2 separate regions of the Homo sapiens genome follow, and region 1 is linked to region 2. The links are chromatin contacts, found by Hi-C in ENCODE. All regions are on one chromosome and are shown on one strand. The core of a region is the stretch at or near the end of the contact, and the rest is flanking DNA. Distances in the headings are between cores, read along the strand shown. Region 1 holds the start of B3GALT2 (beta-1,3-galactosyltransferase 2). Region 2 has its middle 99 kb from the start of RGS1.

Evidence for each region. Hi-C counts contacts between places; a loop is a spot of excess contacts on that map. Pooled maps may share reads with other maps.
Region 1: a pooled map shows a loop between it and region 2 (4-fold over the local background). The contact joins the promoter of B3GALT2 here to the enhancer-like site in region 2. A Hi-C loop is called at or near these places in 5 of 50 pooled maps.

What each region holds. Positions count from the first base shown.
Region 1 is chr1:193,184,316-193,188,158 of GRCh38, reverse strand. B3GALT2 (beta-1,3-galactosyltransferase 2) reads left to right here and starts at 1,546. Exons shown (of 2, transcript NM_003783.3): 1 at 1,546-2,140. All of the region lies in intron 10 of CDC73 (cell division cycle 73), which reads right to left.
Region 2 is chr1:192,474,457-192,478,535 of GRCh38, reverse strand. No RefSeq gene overlaps it. Among named protein-coding and RNA genes, the nearest start is that of RGS1, 99 kb to the left of the region's middle. Within about 2 kb of position 1,540, at least 3 of the 41 ENCODE cell types and tissues checked have a DNase peak (open chromatin) inside an H3K27ac peak, as active enhancers do.

The DNA of each region.
Region 1 (3,843 bases), core at 297-2,796, 710 kb before region 2:
TGATTTTCAGTAAATACTCCATAAATGGTCATTGTGGCTAGCTTCATAGTCAAATCCTATGTAAAGAATCACTGATAAATAAATACTGATCTACAAAAACACATCTGTACTTCTGGAAAATAAGTTATTTTAAGTAAGTTCTTAAGCATTACTCTGTTAACTAGTAAACTAATTTTAAAAACAAAACGGTAGTGAGTGAGAATTGCAGTATGGGTGGATATAGACTACAAGGAAGTTGGGTTTTAGTCCTCTCCTTCAAACTTAACTAGGAAAAGTCAAAGCTCAGTCTAGGCTTTAGGTTTCCTATTTATAAAATTCTTTTTTTTCTTTAACGATCCTTCTAACATTTCTAATACAGTGGGGTTCTTAAAACTACAAAGCACATTTCATCAGCAAAGCTCAAAAATATGTGGACAAAATTTTTTTTAATATCAGAGAAAACAAATTCATATTCATTTGAAATAGCATATATTAATGGTGGAGGCAGTGAGATGAAGAATATGTATATAACTGTTAACCTTTAGCTTAAGCTCCAAAACTATAACTTTCTAGGACTGAATTACTGTCCCTAGAGTCACAGAGGAAAAACTGATAATAAAGGCTTTTTACTACAACAAAAAATTTAAAAAAACCTTCCCTACTGCTCTGCAGTAAGAAAAGAAGGTGCCAGCCCCAGAAACTAACCATATTAGAAAAATCTCAGTGAGTGTGTAGTGTTAATAAAATCTGCCTCATGGCAAGTTATTAAATCTTTCTGAAACATTAGAATAAGTAAACATAATTAGTAAAATCTCATTACCCCCAGATCCTGTACAAGTGTGCTATATCTATTACATCATTTTACTGAATTCTACGATACATGTAATTTTAAAGGGAAGGAAAAATAAATAAAAAATAAATGACAACATTAAAAAGTGATTTAAAATAAAGTTTTCTGCCATCAAGAACACCAAAAACCACATAAGAGCAAAAAAGAAGTGGGCTGTATCACATCATGCATTAGTAAAGTAATCCAAGACAGCTTATTTATACAAACCCCAGAAAACGGGGGGGGGGATCTAAATTACAAAGATACATGGTTTCAATAGAAACCATAGGTCTTAACTACATATTAGTAAAAAATCAAGAGCAATTTGAAAGCAGAGAAAAAAAACTTCAAGAAGAGAATGCACTGAAGGGGTTAAATTACACCAACTTACACACAAAAGCTTATACTGCTTACACCCTACAAAAGCATGTAAGAAACATGAAAACCAACATCTAACACAGAAAACACTTAGAAAGCCTGTACTTAAGAATAAAGTTAAAAAAGGAAGTAAGCTGGAAAAAATAAAATCATAACCATTTCATAATCATCACATTTTCAAATTATTCACTCATCACTACACTTGCATTCAACATATATAATTTATCACATAAAAGCAAAATCTCTAAGCTTCTCCCTACCTTAGGTTTTTAGTCAAAATGAATGCAAACAATCACGTGGGATTCAGCCAAGCAGTGACGTTAAATTCTGCTCTGTCAGAGAGAGCATCTGTCAAGCCCACATTTAAACTGCTGCCTGCCTGTGCAGCAGCTGAGGAACCGTGGATTTCATATTATAGACTAAAACCCCATTAAAACTGCTCAAAATCCTTCCTGCAGCTGCCAGGCAACAACGAAAGAAGAGAGGTAAATCCTATTCTTTTCCAATACAACTGAAGCACTACATTTTAGCTCTGGCTGCTTTACATTGCAGCTCAGTGTTATTAGTAGAAATATGGATACTGAGACGAGAACACAGCACTGCATTGTCCAGCCAGGAAAATAGCAGATGTAAAAAGCTTCAATGCATCAACTGTCGGGAAGAGTCAACAGTGCTACAAGCAGAACGGGCAACTACAGCTCTTTTGTTTAACGAAAGAGAGAAAATGAAAGAAAGGGAAAATTTCAGAAGACTAGGACCCATATGAACAAGGAGGGTAACTCGAAGACAAGCAGACAGATGGACACTTTGGATACTGTGAAAAGCAATCGCAGGAGGCAGACTGTTGGGGGATGTGCGCATGTTCGATAGCATCTTTTTTGCTGAAGTGATGGCGTGCCAAAAGTATTTTCAGTGGGCATAATCCTCTTCACATAAATGGCCTGACCAAGGAAGGTATGTCAATATCTTGTGTATGATAGTCATTTAAATGTGTTACCTTTTTATAGCCCTGGAGGCACTAATACCTGATAAGCAAGTTCATACAGCTCACTGCCCTTGAAACTATGAAAAGGTTTCTTAATATCTGATTTTAAAATTTGTCATTGTTTAGAAGACAAGCTGTCACTGCTTTATGCAGCTAAATATGTAGCTTGGAGTAATTCTGGGTAATAGACATCAGAGGGAAAAGGCAAATAAGAAGAAGATGTGTTTAAAGGATTCCTTAAGAAATTAAACTTAAAAAAAAATCTGTAGCCCTTTACAAAAAACACAGCAATATTCTATCAAATTAGGTCAAACTGAATCCTTATCTAGTAAATTAAATGCTCTCTTAAAAATGGCTATCAAAAGACACAATGCAGTGAAATTTCATTAAATAGTAGCAAGGAAAACCTTAAGAGTTTTTTTTTCAAAGTCCTTTTAAAACAAAACCTTAATATGTAACAGCTTTTAGTAACAAAATCTTCCCCAACATCTCCCTAAATGAAGATAATGAACACAACCAAAGAGAGTATCAACAAATTTTAAATATTACCAAGCTACAAGAAGATACTAAAAGGAAAGCATTAACATAAGATCACATAAGGTAGTGTGAGTTTATGCATAACCCCACAATAGAGCCTCGTGTTATTATAGTGACCATGAATAGAACTTTAAACAAAGGGACATCAATAGTGGCTTTAAAAATTAACTATTTTAAATAGCTTACATTTTATGTAAAAGACTGATTCCAAATGATCAAATTTAACGTTGTCTCTGATTATCATTTCAGAAGTGAAATTCAAAAACATAATATGGAAATACTTTGATACAAAAATATCCACAAATGGCAATACAAGGTCAAAAAATTAAATATAAATGTAGCTACTATGCTTCCAGGCTATATTAATATGCAGTAATGAACTACCGCCACTATATGTGTGTGCAGGGCACAGATAAACCAAATAAACTATTTTAGCAACAATCATAGAACAGCAACTCAGGGCTCAAGAACTTAAAGATATTTCTAAAATTCTACAAATCTATCAAAGATCCTGATTTTTCCTCAATTTCACAACACAACTCAGTAATTATCTAATAATCACAAAAGGCAAACATTTTTTAAAAATATGTAAGTACTGCATTCCAAAATGAAGATTAAACAAGTTTACCAGACTCTATTACACCTCAACATCACTCTCACCCATGAATTTTTATTCTAATAAAGACTAATAATAAATAGTACTAAAAAATATGGTTGTAAAAATTTCAAGTCCCTCTTGGTACCTTAATCTCTCAATATTGAAGTCACCAATTAAGCAGTTTTATAAGCTATACATCTCAAAACAAAAGTGTAAGTTTTTCTATTAAACCATCACCAACAGACTAAAGAGATCAACACTTTTAAAAGCCAAATGATAAAAACTGAGTGTGTACTGAACAGCATTTTACAGTAACATTCTCCCCATGAACTTCATCCACAAGCTATAAATACACATTAATAATGTGAAGATATCAAAAAAGAAGAGATAAACCAAAGCTATTTCTCTTCTAAAAATGTAAAAGTGCAGAACTATTTTGCATACTACTGAACTTTCTTGTTTTGCTCTCTCTTTTTAAGAATTAAAATACAACAGGCAATAACTGGAGAATAATTTTATCATTTAATAAAAAGCAGG
Region 2 (4,079 bases), core at 291-2,790:
AACTCTGCATAGAAAAGTGTAAAATATCATTTAAAAGAATTAAAATAAGACTCAAATAAACAAAGAAACAGAAGGACGTACTACATTCATAGGTTGTAAGACCCAATATTGTAAAGAGGGCAGTTCTATGAAAATCATTTATTACCATTCAATCAAGATTCCAACATGTTCTTACTGTTTTGGGAATATTGCTCGTTAGGTTGTGTCCATATATGTGCATGTGTGTGTGTGTAAATAAAAAGTCTTCATTTCAAAGTCTGGAATCAATTATTTTACAAGTTTCAAACATTTTTCTAGCATCTTGAAAGTTTGTCGGCCCAAAGCACTGTGCCTACAACAACTAATAGGTAAAATGACCCATTTGGAGTTTGGGTCTTTGTATTCCCAGATTCATGATCCTCTTACTATGCTACCTTCTCTCTCTGTTCTAATGAATATATATCATTTAATTATCTTGTTAATTTTAAAAATTAATGTATGTGTTGTTGAATGATTTTACTTTAAAATTTACATAAGTATGAGGTAGAAAATTGTGCTTACTAATTTTATATAACAATGAAGTTAAAATAAACTTATAAACTTTTAACTGATATTTGTGTCCTTACATAGTAAGTATCTTTGTTCTTCTATTTTCATGTTTGAAAAATAACGGTTTCTACCCATATTCAGAAAGCTCATTAAGAATTTACTGCTTTAGCTGGTACTGATTATTCACTGTATTTGTCTGCCCTCTAGTGATTGCAGAATAAAGTCTAAGGAAAAATTACCAGAGGTAAGAGTCAGTCGATTAGTTTTGCAGAAACTCTCATTATTTAAGTTTAACCTGGCTTCTTGTATAACACATTTCTAAATCATTTAGAAATCTACTACATGTCAATAACATAGACATTGGCATACAACAGTTTGATGCTGTTATAGTGTTATACTATGTGTGGATTAAGCTAAACGACTAATAAAATAATTTATATGTTGAAAAAATGAAAATGAATAAAAGGAATATATAATTATACACAAAATTTACTGGGCACCTACTCTCTGTGCTAAGCTCTTTTCATACATTATGTTATTTTATCTGTACAGCAGTTCCTTAAGAAGTCCCTGTTTTATAGATAAGAAAATTCAGGCTTAGTGCGGTTAAGCAACTTGATTAAGGTCAAATACCAGATAATAATAATAATATTAATAGCTATATTTATCAAGCATTTTTTAGTGCCACAGAAAGGTGCTCTGTTAAGCACTTTGTATGTCTATATTAGTCATTGCTCAGAATAGGAAACAAACCACTCTAGAGACTGAAAACAGAAGTGGGTTAATACTGCAAGTGAGATCCTGACAATCAGTGGGAGGGCCAGAGAAGTCGGTTTTTGAGTGGATATTGTGGGATGACTGCCAAAACAATGTGCAACTGACTCATTAGGAGTGCCCGCTCTGAGGTCATTACTGCAGTGATGTCACAAATCTCAAAACACTGAAAAGTCTGAAATACGCATGCAAACTCCGTTGCACAGAAACCTGTTCCTACCACGTTGCTAGCCAGCAGGAACAGCCAAGCGTTCGCGTCCAACTTCTCCCTCTGGTTGGCAGACACAATTCACACCCAGAGCCCTTGCTGCCAAGGAGTCTGCTAAATGTAGCGTTTATCTCCTCAGCTCCTATGTACAAAAAAGGAACATGGAAACGGGTGGGGTTGGCTGCTGGGAGCCAGTCAACCACACCCAGCATAACGCGTTATCCAATTTAGTCCTCATAGAGATTCATAGGATTGTTTCTCCATTTCATAGAGGAAGAAATAGATGCACCGGCAAGTTAAATAATCTGCTAAATAAACAGGATAGGAACCTATGTCTCTCTTATTCCAAAGTGCAGCACATCTCACTATCTCAATATGACACTATGTTATCATTAATTCATTAATTCTATGTTAGTGTTGAACATCTCTCCCTCAACCCCAACCAACACGCACACACACATTTTTTTTTTTCACATGCTTCTTATCAGGATACAACCTAGATTCCAAGAAAAGTGAATTGAAGGTGCTGCTCTCCAGTTGTCTCCTGAGTGAGCTGTCCTCCTAGGCTTGGGATAAAAATATGCAGAATCAATGTACAGCCCTCCTGCATCTCATATTCTTGCGGGAATAATAAATATATTCTCTAATACATGTGATTTGGCCTGAAAAAGGGAGCTAATGGCATTGCTGGCACTGGAATGTGACTGTAGCCAGCATACTTGGAGAAATCAAGGTGTGTGATCTCCTCAGAGCAGAGAAACATCATGTAGTGGTAAGGAAAGATGCCAAAACAGTAGATGCTATTCTTGTCTGTGCAGCTTGACTCACATAGCACCCCTCCCAACAGGCACATGCCACTGGCCCTCCATGACACCTGCTCACCAGACACTGTCCTTCCACTTCAGAAGGATACCGGATCCTCATCAGGCCGTCTGACTTCTTACCTTGGGAATGAGAACCTTGACAGAGGAAGCCTCAGAACTGAAGGTAGTCAGATAGAAAAATTTAGATGGCAGTCCTTGGGGCAGTCATATGCTTTAAGGAAATGCCACGATGCCTGCAGAGATTCCCAGAGGTGCCCTGGTTCTTGCCTTTTCTGAGATGCAATTGTTCACAACATTTTCCATCTTGAAACTGAAGCTTCGTTATCTGGGGTAAATACCAGCAGTTCATTGTCTCACACCAAGAAAATTTGGGACATAGACACACATGAGGATTTTAGGAGCGAAGGTTTAATAGACGGAAGAAAGAAAGAACAGTTCTTTTTCTAGTGAGAGAGAGAGGGGCTTCCGAGGGGAAAAGGCCAAACCGTGGCAGTTTGCTGGATTTATAGGCAGGCTTGAGGAGGAGGTGTCTGATGTACGTAGGGCCCAAAGATTGGTTTGATCAGGTGTGACATTTATGAAGTGGGCAGGGAAGGCTGGTCACCCAGCCCTAACCTTGTTATGCAAATGTCCTTTCCATTTTGACCAGCGCCATCTTGGCTGCTCCTTACTGTACATTGGCTGGCAAAAAAGAAGAGAAGATGAAGCCGCCATTTTGAACACGAATGGCACAACTGCTGGCATCTATGCCTGCAGCTCGAATTCACAGGCTGATTTTTGTTAGAAAAGAAAATGATTTGGGGCTGCTTTTCATTAAAAGCAAAACCTTACCAAAGACTCCAGTACCCTCACTATTTGCCTAAGTGATTTCTTAACTCCTATATCAGAACCACTCTTGATTCTTCCTAGAAAACGTCTCTTCTTGTTTAAGTTAGAGCCAGTTTTTAGTACCTGTTAGCAAAGGTGGGAGACCATGCTGGTAAAGGAGGTAAAGAGATGAAGTGGTTACTTTTTTTTCCTGATGGTTCGCAGATGTGCTTTTCTGAGGAGTCCAATGAAAGACAGGCTATTTTATCATTATGCTTTTGAAGAGCTCACCCTCGCAGTTGGAATAACATGAAAATTGTCCAGGTATCACAATCTACTTTTTAATATTTTCTAGCTGCCTATGACAAAATTTAGGCCAGTTTCCTTCTCTGTGCCACCACAGCTGAGCATATTACTCTAGAAAGCGAATGTGAGCAACGCAGAGCTGCTTAAAATGAGGTGGTGAAGGTGGAAATGGGGATATAATTCTTTCCTTTACAGGGAGCTGGAACAACAAAAAGCAACCAGGAATCTAGGAAGAATAAGAACCCAGGAATGGAGTAAATACTTTTTTACTTTGTGCTCAGATTCTGTGGGTAAGCAGAAGGAGTTGTATGGATTTTTTATTATTATTATTATTATTATTATTTACATGGCTGGTTGGAAACATTGGCCCTGTCCCTTGTTCTCATCCAAGTTATGTATCAGAAGCACCTGGGAAGCTTTTTTAAAAAAACTCTTACACTGATGTTACGTCTTTGATGGTTGTGATTTAGTGCATCTGAGTGGATCAGAGTGGCGCTCAAAAAGGCATATTTTGATAATTCTTCCACATGATTCTAGTATTCACCCTAGTTGTTGATCATTAGCCTAAAATGGATACTGCTGTGTTCTCTTCATGAGCGAGCAGACAGAAGACAGAGTTGTGATAAGAAAGT